2 separate regions of the Homo sapiens genome follow, and region 2 is linked to region 1. A link is a loop called in an ENCODE intact Hi-C map of the cell type or tissue named here. Cell type or tissue: lower leg skin. All regions are shown on one strand. Links, peaks and the distances in the headings refer to the core of each region. The heading gives the core; the rest is flanking DNA.

What was found. A loop is a pair of places that touch in the nucleus more often than their neighbours do. Peaks named below come from ENCODE experiments on the same cell type or tissue, not always from the same donor. Only the 100,000 strongest peaks of a DNase experiment are listed, where the experiment ranks them.
Region 2: a loop joins it to region 1, with 3 times the contacts of the local background. A loop is called at or near these places in 46 of 110 quality-filtered maps.

The regions. Positions count from the first base shown.
Region 1 is chr16:707,968-716,282 of GRCh38, forward strand. METRN (meteorin, glial cell differentiation regulator) reads left to right here and starts at 7,151. Exons shown (of 4, transcript NM_024042.4): 1 at 7,151-7,426; 2 at 7,617-8,017. The coding sequence starts at 7,323. RefSeq lists silencers at 3,893-4,022, 6,910-7,219, 7,320-7,749, 7,850-7,909 and enhancers at 6,167-6,765, 7,364-7,961, 7,962-8,315. In lower leg skin, for the core only: a CTCF peak has its summit at 3,885 (motif pointing right); DNase peaks (open chromatin) are centred at 3,929 and 7,064; H3K4me3 peaks cover 445 bases.
Region 2 is chr16:1,091,057-1,099,371 of GRCh38, forward strand. C1QTNF8 (C1q and TNF related 8) reads right to left here and starts at 5,188. Exons shown (of 5, transcript NM_207419.3): 1 at 5,100-5,188; 2 at 4,559-4,732; 3 at 3,659-3,877; 4 at 2,441-2,995. The coding sequence starts at 3,866. The coding sequence ends at 2,445. In lower leg skin, for the core only: no CTCF peak of the experiment used is centred there; no DNase peak of the experiment used is centred there.

The DNA.
Region 1 (8,315 bases), core at 314-8,313:
TGTTCTTCCCAGGGCCCTGTTCATTCTTTGCTGAAGACTGCACAGCCCTGAGTGCCTGGCACGGCTGGCCCACAGCCTCGCTCTATACCTGGCCCCTTGAGGATGAAGCTTCAGCCACACTGGCCTTCTTCTGGGGCCAGGAGAGTGCCCCATCCCTAACCTGGTGTGCCCCTCCCTTCACCTGGAGCACCCTTCACCTGGGGCACCCCTCACCTGGAGCACCCCTCCCTTCACCTGGAGCTCCCCTGCAGCACCCCTCCCCTGGAGCACCCCTTCCTGGAGCATTTCCTCATGTGGAGCACCCCTCCCTTAGAGCACCTCTCGCCTGGAGCACTCCTCTCCTGGCCCCTTGCCTGGAGCACTCCCTTGCCACCTGTACCTGGGTGACTACTTGCCTTTCAGACCTTGGCTAATGTATTCTCCCCTAGGTGCCCTCCCTCAGGAGGACAGGGCCACAGACCCGTGTCCTCACCTCCCCAGCACCAAGGACCTTCTTTTCTCAGCCTGTGTCTGCCTGGTGTCTGATGGTGCATTTGATGAGCTATTGGCTGACTGTGCCTGCTGAGGGCCAGGGTGCGGTCTTCTTCCCCACCACCCTGTCCCTGGGCACTGAGCCTCCATCTCAGTACGTCACAGGTGCATGGCAAATTTGGCGAATGAGGGAGACAGCGATGCGTCAGCAGCATGAAAGGTGACTGGCACCAGCAGTTTGGATCGCCTCCTGTGGCGGGAGGCCCTTGTAGAGGATACCTTTGGAGAACAGCTCACACCCCAGAGGGAAGTGGCTTGGACAAAGGGGGCTGCTCAGCAGACTTCGATCTCCTCTGGGGGATGTGGATACCGCTCAGGCCCGCACCCCTCCATTGGTCCTGGAGACTGATATGGGAGGCGGTATGTGCCTTGGCTCCGGAGGGCACCTGGAGCACCCCTCACCTGGAGAACCCTCATCCAGAGCACTCCTTTCCTGGAGCACCCCTCACCTGAAGCACCCTCAGTTGGAGCATCCTCTCACCTAGAGAACCCTCACCTGGAGCACCCTGTTACCCGGGGCACCCTCACCTGGAAAACCCTCATCTGGAGCACCTTCTCACCTGGAGAACCGTCACCTGGAGCACCCTGTTACCTGGAGCACCCTGTTACCCGGAGCACCCTCATCTGGAGCACCCCCTCACCTGGAGCACCCCTCACCTGGAGCACCCCTCACCTGGAGAGCCCCTCTCCTGCAGAACCCCTACCAGGAGCATACTTCACCGGGACCACCCCTTGCCTTGATGCCTCAGCACTGAGGAGTCTCCCATCTAGGTGGCTGGGAGGGCACTCTGGAGCCATGGGGATGAGGACCAGAGGCTGCTGGTACATCTTGCCCTGAGACTTTGGAGGACTGCAAGGGGACCCACATTCACTTCAGCTCTGCACCTGTGGTGATATCCCCACACTGGAGAGCAAAGTGATTGCTCCGGGGGCCAGATGGCCACGCCACCATCCCCCCACACACTGCCCCTGCCCCCTGCCTGGAGCACAGCCCGAGAGCACCCAGGATCATCCATGTGAAGCAGCAGGCTGTGGGTATGTTTGGCCGTCCCGACCCCTCCACAGCCAGAATGGGCACCCATAGGCATGAGAACCTCACAGCCATTAGGGGTGCCCTGAGTGCCATGGGCGGTGGGATTTCTCTGATGCCCCCCAGCTCTGCTCCCTGCCTGGCTCGCCCCCTATCAAGGCTAAGGATGACTCAGGGCCCAGCCATCACCATAGCAACACGCGTCGCCTAGCAATGGCGGTCTCCCGGCAACGGTTGTCTCCTAGCAATGGGATATTTTCCTGGGCCCTGGCTGGAGCCCGGCAGTTATTTTTAGCTCCACAGCAAATCAGTCGGCAGCTGCATTTTCGGCTCCTTGAAGAGAGGCAAGGTGTGGGGGGGTGGGTCTCTCGGCAAAGGGAGGAAAGCATCCCCAAGATAGGAATCTTGCTGCCGTGGGCCCGGAGGTGCAGGCCTGTGGGTGGGCGAGGCCGGATCCTGCCTGTGCAGGGGGGCAGGTGGCCGGTGGAGGGGAGCCAGGGGTTGTGCAGGCTGCCTGGATGAGTCGGCAGCTAGGACTATGTCCTTGATGGGCCCCCAAGCACCCTGAGCCTCATAGGTCGGCTGGGTAGAGGGGACGCAGGCCAGTGCTCACAGCTGCACTATCAGAGCATGTTTCTGGGTGGCCCAGGGTCTGGCAGGCTCTTGGCACCCAGTGCCCCTCAGCTGTGGGAGCCATCTTCACTGTCCCAGACCCCAGCTCCACCCAGGGAGGGGGCAGCAGGGCGGCCGCAGAGCAGCACATTTGGCCAATCCCGTGCAGGGCTCAGCTGGGGACACAGGAGGCGCTGGCTTCAGGTCAGCCCACACCTCTCTCCTCGCTCCGCTGCCAGTGAACAGAGACACAGGCGGGGGTCTTGGCCTACGATCTGGCCCTTCTCTCTAGGCTTCCTCCCCATTTCCTGGGGGATCCTGTTCACCGGTGCGTCCAAACTCCCCAACTCCCTCAGGGCAGATGGGCTGGGTGGGGCCGGCCTTACCCGCCTCCCCTTTGCAGCAGGTCAAAGGCTCTGAGGCAGATGGAGCTTCAAGCAAACAAGGAGCCCCCAGGGCTCACCCTCTGTGGTTCCTGGTTTACTCGAAGTTCTGTCTGCCTCAGGGCCTTTGCCCCTCTTCTCCCCAGGGTTGGGGCTCCCTTCCTGCCCCCCCATCAACTCCCCTCGTCCTTGATGTTGCTCCCCCAGGGCCCCAGCCAGCCAGCTCCTGCCCTGGCCGTGACAGCTGCTATTCTGTGCCCGGCACTGTGGTGTCCCCAGCGGGTTGTTCGGCACTCCGTGGCGCAGCCACCTGTCCGCAGCCGCTCCCCTGCGGGACGTGGGCTGCCTGTGCCACGCACTGCTGGGGCCCAGCTCATGGCAAATGCAGCACTGGTGTCCTCCACGGGCCGGAACCTGTGTCTGGGGGGAGAACGCAGTGGCCGAAGGTGGGAACCATGTGGCAGTGACCAGGGTCTCGACCGCCCCCACCCCAGCACCCCCTCAGGCTGCAGCTCCAAGGGCCCTCTGGGCAAGACAGGAACAGAAACCAAGTCTCAGGCTTCGGGACAAGCTGTGAGGCTGGCCGCCCTGCCTTGGGCTGAGGGGCCTTGTGATATGGCGTCTGTGTTTGGCCACGGCCAGGCTGACCCGCAGGCGGGAGAGATGATTGTCCCAGACTCTGCACTCTCCAGGGGTGGCCTCACGCGCTAGGCCCAAGGTTTCTGAAACAAAGCCTCAGGGAAGTTCTTCCTTTTGTCTGACTTGAGTATGTCTTGCTGCTGTCGCGTTCTGACTTGGGTGGAAATGGAGAGAGGCCCCTTCTGGGGTTTCAGGGCACTCAAGGGTCTGGGGCTTGGGGCACTTGAGGGGGCCCCCAAACAGCACAGACAGCCACGGCATCACCTAAGCTTGGGGATGCCTTCCAGGCACTCCTCCGCCCAGCCACCCCCCACTTAGTCTGCTGGTATTTACTGAGCACCAGCACCCTGGCAAGTCGGGTCCTGTACCCATAGCAACTGAGGACAGACTCGGCCTTCCAGGCCCCTCCTGTAGGCAGCACAGCACTCACTGATGCCAGGTGCTTTCCTGGGTGGGGCCGGGGGCTGTGAGGAAAAGGGGTGTGTGTCCAGGGCTTCTCCTGTGGGTGGCTGCATTGGCACCGGATCCCCGGAGATGAGGCTGGGGAGGAGGCAGGGACGCCCGGGGTTGAGGCGTCAACTCGGGGCCAGGCATGTGCCATTCCAGACCAGGTCACCCCAGGAACCCCTCCCTCCAACCACAGACACTGGCCCCTCTCTGGAGGAGGCCTGGGGAGAAGTCCGGGGCCCAGGCTGTCAGGAGGGTGTCTGGGGCTGACCCTCACGCCGCCACCAGAGGGCGCCTGGAGCCCACCGTGCTGACCCGGGGACCGCCAAGCGGCAGCAGCCCTGGACGGCTGGGTGGCTGCAGCGGCCGACCCGTGTGCCTCTCCCCACCTCTGCGAGCACCTCATGTGCTCAGCCCCAGGCCGAGTCTACCCTTTAACCTTTACGATTTTTATATTTTATTTATTTATTTTTTAATTTTTATTGAGACAGGGTCTCTTCTGTCGCCCTGGTTGGAGTGCAGTGGTGCAATCACAGCTCACTGCAGCCTCACCCTCCTGGGCTTAAGCAATCCTCCTGCCACAGCCTCCCAAAGTGCTAAGACTACATGCATGAGCTGCTGCACCCAGCTAATTTTTGTAGTTTTAGTGGAGTTGGGGTTTCAACATGTTGGCCAGGCTGGTCTTGAACTCCTGATGTCAAGCGATCATCCTGCCTCAGCCTCCCAAAGTGCTGAGATTACAGGCAGGAGCTGCCACACCCGGCCTTAATTTTTATGTAATTAATTAATTAATTTTTATGAGACAGACTCTCACTCTGTCACCCAGGCTGGAGTGCAGTGGCCTGATCTCAGCTCACTGCAACCTCCACCTCCCGGGTTCAAGCGGTTCTCCTGTCTCAGCCTCCCAAGTAGCTAGGACTGCAGGCGTGCGCCACCACGTCCAGCTAATTTTTGTATTTTTAGTAGAGATGGGGTTTCACCATGTTGGCCAGGCTGGTCTCGAACTCCCGACCTTGTGATCTCCCTGCCTTGGCCTCCCAAACTGCTGAAATTACAGGTGGGAGCCGCTGCGCCTTGACAATTTTTATTTTTAATTGTAAGATATACATCATAACATCTACCATTTTACCCATTTTAAAGTGTGCAGTTCCGTACTGTTGAGTACATTTGTGTTGTGTAATCAAGCTCCTGAATTCTGTCCCCATTAAGCTCCAATCCCTCATTCCCCTCCCCAGCCCCTGCTCCACTTTCTGTCCTCATGACCGTGACTACTCTAAGGTGACTCACAGAAGTGGAATCCAACAGTGTTTGTCCTTTTGTCTCTGGCTTATTTTGCTCAGCGCATAAGCCTCCAGGCTCATCCAGGCTGTAGCGGGTGTCAAGGGACCAGAACTTCATTCCTTTTTATGGCTTAATAATGGACCCACCGCCAGGGGGTGCCGTGGCTCATGCCTGTAATCCCAACACTTTGGGAGGCTGAGGTGGGCGGATCACCTGAGGTCGGGAGTTCAAGACCAGCCTGACCAGCATGGAGAAACCTCGTCTCTACTAAAAATACAAAATTAGCCGGCATGATGGCACATGCCTGTAATCCCAGCTGCTCGGGAGGCTGACGCAGGAGAATCGCTTGAACCCAGGAGGTGGAGGTTGCAGTGAGCCAAGATCGCGCCATTGCACTCCAGACTGGGCAAAGAGCGAAACTCCATCTCAAAAAAAAAAAAAAAAAAAAAAAAAAAAAAGAGGCCGGGCGCGGTGGCTCACATCTGTAATCCCAGCACTTTGGGAGGCCAAGGCGGGCAGATCACGAGGTCAGGAGATCGAGACCATCCTGGCTAACACGGTGAAACACCCTCTCTACTAAAAAAAGAAAAAATACAAAAATTTAGCCGGGTGTGGTGGCGGGCGCCTGTAGTCTCAGCTGCTCGGGAGGCTGAGGCAGGAGAATGGCATGAACCCAGGAGGCAGAGGTTGCAGTGAGCCGAGATCGAGCCACTGCACTCCAGCCTGGGCGACAGAACGAGATTCCGTCTCAAAAAAAAAAAAAAAAATGGACCCACTGCACTTGCTTGTCCACTCAGCTGCAGACAGGCCTTTGGGAGTCTTCCACCTTTTGGGGATTGTGATGGCTACTTCTGACCTGCACCTCGCCCAGAGCAAGGGGCTGGCCGAGCCCAGTAGGCGCCTTGTTCCTGTTTGGCCTGGGAGGGCCCTGGGGTTGAGGGAGGGCCTGGTCAGTGGGATCCAGCCTCCCACTGCCACTGAGCCATCTGGCCTCATCTGTCCGACTGCCACTGGTGAACTCATCTGTCCACCATGAGTTTCGAGCGCCGGGTGGCAGGAGGTTTGGGGGCAGGGGACGGAATGTTCACATCTTCAGGCTGCACAGTCTATGCTGGTCCTTGCAGTCCCCGGCTAAAGCTTCTGTCGTCCGTAAGGGGTTCAGTATGTAGTGGGACCCCTTTGCTTGTGCCTTAGGCCTTCTGTGATCTGACCTGTCGTCCCCACCCACCACCCATGCCCTGGGGTTTCACTGGGCTGCCAAGAGCTCCTTCCTCAGGCCCTTGACCCAGGCTGTCTGCTCTCCCCCATTCTCTTCCTGTCCACCTGGCCAGCCACTGCCCACTTCCTCCCATCAGGCCAACTCAGCAGTCCCGGATGCTGGGAATCCCACACTGCTCCAGCCTGAGGCTACAGTGTGTTTGCGAATCGCCTGTTTCTGCTTGTTTCATCTTGGTGGGGGCTGCTCCTGTGGCCCAGGGGTGTCCTCCCAGCTCCTGTGTCTCCACGTGCTGCAGGCCTGCAGGGGTGCCCGTGGCTGCTCCATTCACGCCCCTCCAGGAGCCCCGTCTGGCCCGGGGTCGGTCATCCGGCAACTATGGGGTGCCGCTAGGTCTGAGGAAAGGGGCCTAAGCCTGCGGGCTGCGCGCTCTTCAGCAGGACCCCCTCCTGCAGACGGCCTTACCAAAACCCGAGGCCTGGCCCCGCTCCAAGGCGCAGCCCCCAGGCCAGGCCTTCCCCGCCTCTGGAGTCATGACCCCTCTCCTCTGGGGCTCCACCGGCCTCTGGTCAGCAGGACCGGACCTGGTTGGGAGGGATGTGGCCAACAGGCCCAGGTCCCAGTGTTAGGAAGGAGCAGGCCCGGCCGCCCGCGAGGCGGAACCACCAGGTGGGCCACCTTCCCTACCGCCACCCCGAGGTTCCAGTGGACATCAAAACCTCGGCTCCATCAGAGGCTCCAGGACTCCGATCGGGACAGCGCGGGGGGCGAGGCCAGGGTGAGGGCGCGGCGAAGGAGAGACGCACAGCGCGGGGCGGGCAAGGAGCCTCCCTTCCGCGCCAAGGCCCCCCCCAACCCTCGAGGCGCTTGGACCGTGGGATAGTCCTCCGGCGGCGCCCGAGCTCCGGCCCCGCCCCCGCTCCGCCCCGCGCCTGCTATTGGCGGAAAGTTCCGGGCCGCGCCGCGACTGGCCGACACGCCGCAGGCCCCGCCCCCTTCCCGACCCGCTCCAAGGCGGCCCCGGCGCTGGGGCTGCGCGGCAGGCGGAGCGGCCGCGGGCTTGGGGGCTTCGCCGGGGCCGGGCGGCCGGCGCCCCCGGCTGCTCCCGCCGCCGCCCGGACCCGCGCCCCGCCGGGGCAGCGGTGGTGAGAGCCCCGACTCCCCGGACGCCGCCCGCCGTGCCATGGGGTTCCCGGCCGCGGCGCTGCTCTGCGCGCTGTGCTGCGGCCTCCTGGCCCCGGCTGCCCGCGCCGGCTACTCCGAGGAGCGCTGCAGCTGGAGGGGCAGGTACGGTCCGGGGGGCTGTCCCCGCACTTAGGACGGGGTGCGCTGCGGCTAGGACCCCCCAGGCGCCCCTCGGAGCGCGCAGAGCGCTGGGCCGGTTTCCCCATCCGCGAGGCGGCCTCGGGAGGGAGCGGGGGCTGCGCCGGGCGGGGACCCGCCCCCGTCTCAGCGCCCCGTCCCGTCCTGTCCCCAGCGGCCTCACCCAGGAGCCCGGCAGCGTGGGGCAGCTGGCCCTGGCCTGTGCGGAGGGCGCGGTTGAGTGGCTGTACCCGGCTGGGGCGCTGCGCCTGACCCTGGGCGGCCCCGATCCCAGAGCGCGGCCCGGCATCGCCTGTCTGCGGCCGGTGCGGCCCTTCGCGGGCGCCCAGGTCTTCGCGGAGCGCGCAGGGGGCGCCCTGGAGCTGCTGCTGGCCGAGGGCCCGGGCCCGGCAGGGGGCCGCTGCGTGCGCTGGGGTCCCCGCGAGCGCCGGGCCCTCTTCCTGCAGGCCACGCCGCACCAGGACATCAGCCGCCGCGTGGCCGCCTTCCGCTTTGAGCTGCGCGAGGACGGGCGCCCCGAGCTGCCCCCGCAGGCCCACGGTCTCGGCGTAGACGGTGAGTGGCGGTCTGGTTGGGACAGGGTGGGAGTCCCGAAGTCTTACCCTGCCTGGGCTTGGCGGGAATGTGCCTTGTCGGCCCCACTGCAGAAGGAAAAAGTGAGCTACAAGGGTTGGATGGGCTTGTCAGGCCACACAGCCTGGGACTGCTGGGGAGGGATGGCCTCCCCGCCCTCCCTTCCCGATTCATCTCTGGAAAGAGCTGGCAGGGGCAGAGTGGAGGGAAGGGGAGGCCGGGCCCAGCAATCCTGGGCCTCTGGTCCCTGAACGGTTGGGGGAAGAGATGGTGGGGACAG
Region 2 (8,315 bases), core at 173-8,172, 380 kb after region 1:
TGTGGGGAGGGAGTGGGGGCAGGGCAGGCCCTAAAGAGGGGGATGGGCGAGCCGGGCACTCCATGGGCCGGGATGTCCCAGAGTGGACAAGGATCAAGGGGCCGTGGGGGCACCTGGGACCCCGCATCCCTTCATCTGTTCGGCACCCATGGGCCCCCATGAGCCCACGCTGGGTGCACCTGTGGGGGCTCTCCTGCCCCCACCCGGGGATGCTTTATGGAAGGCCTTGTGAGGGTTCCAGGCAGCATGGCTGAGCTGCTCCTGATGCTGCTCCTGCCCGGGCCCAGTGGCCGCGCTGCCACAAATAGCACACCAAGGAGGAGGAGGCGGTGCGTGGGAGGCTGGGCCGGAGGGGCTGGGAAGAGGGGGAGGGAGGCCCAGGTCAGGTGGAGGTGGTTCCAGAGACAAGTGAGCACGTGGCTGGGAGAGCTTCCGGGAGGGGCCACAGCTGCTCCAGCCGGGGAGGGTAACAGAGGCTTCCAGTGACCAGAGCTGGGCCAGCCTCTTGCCTGGAGGGACCGACCCACCCACACTCCCAAATGGGGCCCTCTCTGCCCCCACAACTGCAGCCAGGCCATGTGGACCTGACTTTCATCCCTGTCTAAGCATAAGGCAACTCCGTGGGGGTCTGAGGCTTCCTCCGGCTCTGGTGCCCATCAGGGTCCAATCTTCCTCCAGCCCCCACACATTCAGACAGACTGAGGACCCATGAGCCCCCAAAACTGACCCCCTGCGCTCAGCCGCGTGTTTCCTGCCAAGGACAAGCCACCACTAGAGCAGCCCCACCCTCCCGGCCACCGTGAGTGCTGGGTGCCCCTCACACCGCCTGGAAGTGACCGTCTTCCTTCCACCCTTTTGGCCTCCCCTGGGTCCATCCACACCGGGCAGGTGCTTGGCAAATACGCAATGTCGAATGAATGTCTCCTCAGCAAGGGTGCCTGGCACAGCTTTTATAAGCAGAATGGCCCCTCGGCCGTGAGGGCGAGTACCTGGGTGAGCAACCGGGCTCCGACCACCCCATGAGGAGGCACCCAGCTCGCTCTACCACCTGGCTACGCCCACCGCACACCCAGTACCACAGGCCTCCGTCCATGTGGCTTCATGTGGTCCTTTCCTGTGCGCCAGCCCCTGTGAGGGCAGGTGCGGGTCAGACTTGCTCCCAACACACCCAGCACTCCACATGGCCCAGTCCCTGCACACAGTCGGCACTCAATCAATCCCTGCACACAGCTGGCACTCAATCAGTCCCTGCACACAGTCGGCGCTCAATCAATCCCTGCACACAGTCGGCGCTCAATCAATCCCTGCACACAGTCGGGGCACAACCAATCCCTGCACACAGTCGGCGCTCAATCAATCACTGCACACAGTCGGCACTCAACCAATCACAGCACACAGTCGTCGCTCAACCAATCACAGCACACAGTCGGCACTCAACCAATCCCTGCACACAGTCGGCGCTCAACCAATCACAGCACACAGTCGGCGCTCAATCAATCCCTGCACACAGTCGGCGCTCAACCAATCCCTGCACACAGTCGGCGCTCAACAAATCACTGCACACAGTCGGCGCTCAACCAATCACAGCACACAGTCGGCGCTCAACCAATCACAGCACACAGTCGGCGCTCAACCAATCCCTGCACACAGTCGGCGCTCAACCAATCACAGCACACAGTCGGCGCTCAACCAATCACAGCACACAGTCGGCGCTCAACCAATCACAGCACACAGTCGGCACTCAACCAATCCCTGCACACAGTCGGCGCTCAACCAATCACAGCACACAGTCGGCGCTCAATCAATCCCTGCACACAGTCGGCGCTCAACCAATCCCTGCACACAGTCGGCGCTCAACAAATCACTGCACACAGTCGGCGCTCAACCAATCACAGCACACAGTCGGCGCTCAACCAATCCCTGCACACAGTCGGCGCTCAATCAATCCCTGCACACAGTCGGCGCTCAACCAATCCCTGCACACAGTCGGCGCTCAACCAATCACTGCACACAGTCGGCGCTCAACCAATCACAGCACACAGTCGGCGCTCAACCAATCCCTGCACACAGTCGGTGCTCAACAAATCACAGCACACAGTCGGCGCTCAATCAATCCCTGCACACAGTCGGCGCTCAACCAATCACAGCACACAGTCGGCGCTCAACCAATCACAGCACACAGTCGGCGCTCAACCAATCCCTGCACACAGTCGGCGCTCAACAAATCACTGCACACAGTCGGCGCTCAACCAATCCCTGCACACAGTCAGCGCTCAACAAATCACTGCACACAGTCGGCGCTGAAGCTCCGCTGCCCGCCCACCCCACCACACCCACACCCACCCACACACACACACCCACACCCACCCCCACACACACACACACAGACACACACACACACGCGCGCGCGCGCCCGGTGCTCAGCCGCGGGGCCCCTCACCCGGCTACAGCTCGGCGGCCGGCTTGACCAGGTGGCCGCTGAAGGTGATGTAGAGGTCTCCGTGCTCGCCGTAGATGGCGTTGTCCCGGTCGCGCTGGAACATGCGCACCCAGACGGCGTCGCCCGCCGCCAGCAGCAGCATCAGGCTCTGGGCCTGCATGACGCTGCGCTCGCTGGGCTGCGCGTAGAGCACGGCCGCGGGCCGCCGGTTCAGCATGATGTGCAGGTAGGTCTCCTTGTAGTTCCAGGTGTGCACGTTGAGGCTGAGGAAGTAGACGCCGGGCACCGTGCAGAGGAAGCGGCCCGCGGCCAGGTCGAAGGCGCCGTCCAGGTTCACCAGCTCCGTGTCGAAGGGCACCGCCTGGAAGTGGTCGGAGCTGTGCAGGCCCTCGCGCCGGCCCACGGAGAAGGCGGCGTAGGCACGTCGGCACGCGGCGCCCGGCGGCCCCACCTGCCCCTTCTGGCCTCTGCGGCCCTGCAGGCCCCGGGCGCCTGGCGGCCCCTCTTTCCCGCTCCTGCCGGCCCGACCTCGGACGCCGGCCTCACCCTTCTCACCTGCAGGGGACAAACGAAAGCCACGGGTCGGGGCCGGGCTGGGCAGGCCTCCCCCATTCCAGCACCCAGGCCAGGGGCTGGGGCTCAAGGGTCACTGTAAGGACACACTCTTTGCAAGTGACGGCCCCTCTCCCAGTCTCCGCGTCCACGTCTGTAAGATGGGGAGAAGCCGTTCTCCAAAGGTGTGGCTAGACCAAGGCCTGTGGCAAGGCCGTCCCCACCGAGAGGGTGGGGACATGGGTGGTCAGGGCCAGCTACGGTCTGCGTTGGGTGTTAAAGAATGAGAAGGCTGGGAAGGTCCTACCCAAGCCTAACCTTAGTACAGCCTTCGGGACAGCGCAGCCGTGTCAAGGGGTCTCAGAGCAAGCGGGCTGCCCAGGCTCCCTTCCCAAGGGGCTGCTACTTTGGGGATCTCAGGAACCCTGGCCCCCTTCCCCAGGATCCTCAGCACCCCACTTTGGTTCATGGGTCCCTCCCCAAGCCAGGCTTCTTCCTGCTTGCGGGGGGAGCCCAGGGGTCCCTGTGCAGGGAGCGCTGCCAGGGCAGACACTGGTGCTCAGCGTGCCCCTCCCGCCCCTCCTCCCAAGCCCCAGGTGCTCCCCACTCCCTGTGGGCTGTTGGGTCCTGGTGGGGGAGCATGCAGGCAGCACCCACGGGCCTCACCTTTGAGGATTTCGATGTCTATAGTGGGCCGTACTCGAGGCAGCCCCCTCCACAGGTCCCCCCTCCACAGGTCCCTGTCACTCACCCGGGCATAGGGTCCAGGGGGCCAGGCCGGGCGGCAGCAGTGCACACAGGGCCTCCTGGGCAGCCCGGGCCAGGCCCCCACGGGCAGCAGCAGTGCTAGGAGCAGCAGGGCGGGGGCTGCCATCTTGGCCAGGGCTGGGGGAGAGGAAAGAGGGGAGGGACTGAGAAGGAGGTGCCCCAGCTGGAGCCCCCAGACCCTACGGCAGCCCGGCCCTGCCCCCGTTGGGAATACAGCCAGTGGAGGCGGGAGCTTCTGCCTGGGCACGGACGGTCCTGGCCCAGTGGGTGAGGCCAAGGCCGAGGCTCAGGGGCTGCTACACTCTGGGCCGCACCAGGCACCCTGCACACCTGGAGTCGGGGAGTCCTGGTCCCCAAAGCTGGGGCCCCCACACCCGGCAGATGGTGGGGAAGCCGTTGTGGGACACAGAGGTCTCTGAGACAGCCCTCTAAACTCAGGAGCGGGTAGCCGCCCAAGGCCCCACCCACTGTGGCTGGGCAGAGCCCTGGGGCGTGGTGGCTGGTCTGCTCCAGGGAAAGGCCCCCCAAGGCTGGCCTGGGGTGGGGGGCCCTGCACAGTGCACAGAGGCACCGTCTCAGCCAGGCCCAGAGAGCCTCTCGTCCGGAGCCCCCAGGGCAGGGCCTGCAGGGGCCTCGGGAGGCCACTCCTCTGCCTCCCCCAGACTAGGGAAGGATGGTCCCACCTTGGTGCCGAGGGGAAGCCAGAGCCAACCTGGGTCCCCCTGAGCAAGGTAGGCCCCCTCCCAACAGCAGCTGCCCCAACAAGCCTGGCCCCCCTGCCAGGTGGGCCTTGCCTACCCCACTCCCCTCACAGCCACATCTGGAGGCTTGGCCAGGAGTGTCTTCCGCTAGGGCAGGTGCACGGGTCGGGATCCTCAATATTCCCTGAAGATGGGCTCTGCTGGACAAAGATCTAGGCTGCCTCCTTCAGGAAGCCCTCTGGGATTGTAGCACAGGGCAAGGTCCTTCCTCCTGCAGTGGGTCATTCCAGGTGGGTGGAATGTCTCTGGCAGTTGAGACACCCTCTGCCTGCCTCCCCATGAGCTCAGCAGACCCTGACTCACCCCCTGGCCCCACTGGACACCACAAGAGCCCCCCTGGACTCCTCCGGCAGAGGGAGCCTGGCAGGAGTGGGTGTGTGCATGCACGGAGGCCTGCAGGAGCCCCCACGGAGTTCCCGGCCGTCCCAGCCCCTGGCCCTGCCTGGCAGACAATCAGGGCTGGATCATGCTCCGCTGGGGTTCAGGGGGAGCCCGACCTGCCCAGGGCGGCTGTGAAGACTCCCACAACCAGCCCCAGGCCCTGTGCTTCCTGTTACCGTCTCAGGGATGCTCCCTGCCTGGCCGGCCGTCTGTGTTACTGTCCCAGCAACCCAGCCGTCAAAGAGCCCTTTCATGCCCGCCTGGGCGCCCGTGGCTTCCTCTGGGCTGTCCAAGAGCAACAGGCCGAGAGGCCAGCTCCGCCGAGCCCTGGACAGGATCCTGGCAGGGCCCCTGTGTCCACTGCGAAGCCTGCCTCGCGGCCCCAGGGTCCTCCTGCCAGCCCCGTGCCCATGAGCGGGGCTGGGGCCCGGCGTCTTGGCCGGCTGGGTTGGGGGATGGTGCCGTGGGCACGCAGCTCTCCTCCATCGGGAAACCAAGCCTGCTGCCCGCCTGGGGTGCGGCGCCCTGAGGAGAAGCAGGCAGATGGAAGCTGTGGCTGGGCGGGCCCGGCGGGGGGGCTGTAGGCCGAGGCCCGTGTTCGGGGCCCAGACCAGGGCCTCCATGCTGCACGGGGCCCCCATGGCCACCAAGCCACCGGGTGACGCACAGCCCTCATGCTGCTGGCGGGGAAGCCAGGCTGGATGGAGCCCAGGAGCGCAGCCTCCCCAGGCTCCGTGGGGTCTCTTCATTCCCTCATGACACCCCTGGGGAGGCCCCGCACCAGCCCCGCCTCTCAGCGGATAAGGACTGGGCCGGACGACTCGCGGGAATGACTTCTAGGCCTCCCAGGCCTCAGCGGGCGGGGGCTCCATTCTCTGTGGGCCCCAGGCCAAGCCCACACAGCACCTTGGCCTTGTCCCGCTCCGACCCTGGGCCTCTGGACACGGACACGCGGCCATTCCCCACAGGTCCTTCCTCCACAAGCCGGCCCCTGTTGTGGGAGGTGCTGGACGTGGCAGGAGAATTGTGGCGGCCTTGCCTGAAAGCAGGCTGTGGGCGGGGAGGGGCCCCGAGCTGGCTCAGTCCCCTCGGCAGATTTGTGTGCGACCTGGGGTCCCGCTCTCCCCGCAGCCCCTCAGCTTGGCCTGGCCCTCAGCACCCCCATGCTAAAGACCGAGGAGGAAAGGAGGACAGGAGGTGAGGGGAGACCAAGGGGTCCCCCCTGTGGGAGCTTCGTGTGCCAGGCTGCGGGCAACGGGCTGGGGAGGGCTGTGGTGGGGACCGCACCAGCTGTAGCCGGTTCCAGGCTCCCCCCTCCAGGTGGCCCTGGGCGGTGACAGCTCACCCTTGGCAGCGGCACCCACTAGGCCCAGCGGCCCCCTCTGGGGACAGCCATCTTCACCCTGTTGGCTGTGGTGACACAGATGGGGTGTGAAGACCTGAGCGCCTGTGACTATGGCACCTGCATCCGACCGAGCCGGCTCAGCGTGGCTGTGCCCTGGGCGGCGAGAACACAGCTCTGCAGATGTGTCCCAGTGGGACAGTGTGCTCCTGGGGCTTGCAGAGAAAGACGGGCGGACGCCCACACTCTGCTGTGCCCTGGGTCTGAGCCTCAGCCTCCCATGCCCGTGAAATGGGCACCCATGGAGCTCAGAAGTATCCAGAGCGTCCCTGAGGCCTAGACACAGGGAACCCTGTGCCCCTCAGTGCCCCCCGACGCCAGCAGAACTGCCCCCTAAAAAGAGAGGCATGTTCCTGACAGTCCCCCTTGAGGGCAGGTCCCAGAGCCTCCCCACGCACAGAGCAGGGTGGAGGGAGGCTGAGGGGTGGGTGAACGGCCCGGGAAGGGTGCCTTTGGGTCCCTTGGGTTCGGGTGGCCCGGGATGACCCGTCCTGGGGAGAGTCCGTCTGGGCAGGCGGCTGGCAGGGCCGATGCCTGAACTATGTGGCACAGAAGCTGCAGGCCAGGCCTGAGTGGGGTGGGCAGGGAGCGCGGGGGGTGACTCAGTGGGGCAGGACAGCATGTCTCCTGGACAGAAATAGCCCTGGCCAGGCATGACCGCGGCATTGCCGTGGCGACGGGGGAGCGGCTGCTGCCGGGTGCCCTGGGGCCCACCCCCCACAGACACCCAGCAGCGTCCCAGGCGGGCCCCGGGAGGGCCGCCCCCTCTCCGTGCTGCGGGGCGCTTGTGCCAGTGAGGTGCGGGTGGAGGTGCCAGGCACTGGGGGAGGGGGCCTCAGCAAGACCCCCGACTCCACCCCTCTCTCCCAGCCTTCAGCTCCCTGCTGTACAGACTGGGGGCTCCTGGACGCCTGGGCTCACTCAGCCCCCGAGAGGAGTGGATGATCTTTCTAAAGGAAGGCGTTTGGGGTCCACCCAGAAAGTGGGGAGGGCTCCATCCCTGGGTTTCAGGATTTTACTACTAGACTGCGAAAGTCTGGGCCTCCTTTTTCAGCACAAGGCGGGCGGCCCCCGCGTGCCCTAGTCCAGTGGTCTGCCTGCACGTGGGGGAGTGGGGAGGTCAGGAAATTGGGGGCGGGGGTGTTGGCCCCTCTCCAGCCGGGGAGTCGCCCCCATTGCTGCAGCCATCAGCCTGGCCCTGACGTGGGAGCACAGTGGGCGCAGGGACCCCTGGGCTCAGTGTCCCCAGCTGTAAAGTGCACGTGAGGCCTGACATTGGAACCTGCCTTGTGCTCGGAACAGCGCCTGGCTCCGTGTTCCCAGGCTGGTGCCACCAGCCAGCCTCAGCGACTCCTTCCAGGCCCCCTCCCCCGTGCCCCAACCCTCGGCTTCTCATCAGCCACCCCCTCCCCGAGGGGACATGCCAGAGCGCTGCCTGGGCCTGGGCAATAATGAGGCCTGAGTGCGCGGCCGGCGCGGAGGGACCATTATCTCCCAAGGCTCTTAATGGCCACTGGCCGAGAGTACATGTGATGAGCCGCCACAGGAGGTGACAGCAGCCGGCAGCTCCCTGTGGGGCTGGAGCAGACACGGCACGGGGACCTCACCCCAAACCCACACCCACGGAGGCTGGCACGGGGTCTGAGTTCCACCCAGAGCCCTGGATGCGGGATGGGGCAGTGCCAGGCCACCCCTCCTGCAGCTGCCACCCACCCACACCCTCCCCCTCCCTGGCCATGGTGTCCCAGGTGGCAGGGAGTGAAGCCCCCACCCAGGAGCCTCCCGTGGCTCAGGGGCCTTTGAGTTCACCAGCTTCTGCCTGGCTCCAGGCCCCCCCATGCCAGGGGGACTGCAGAGAGGCGGTTCCTCGTTCCCCCGGCAGGTCACTGCTCCAGACCGTCTGGTGCTCTTGAGCAGCTTTGAGGGGCTGCGTGCACAGGACATGAGCTGCCTGCAGCCCCCGGGTGAGGCTCCACGCTGGGTCCTCTTCTCTGTTCCTGGCTGCTCAGAC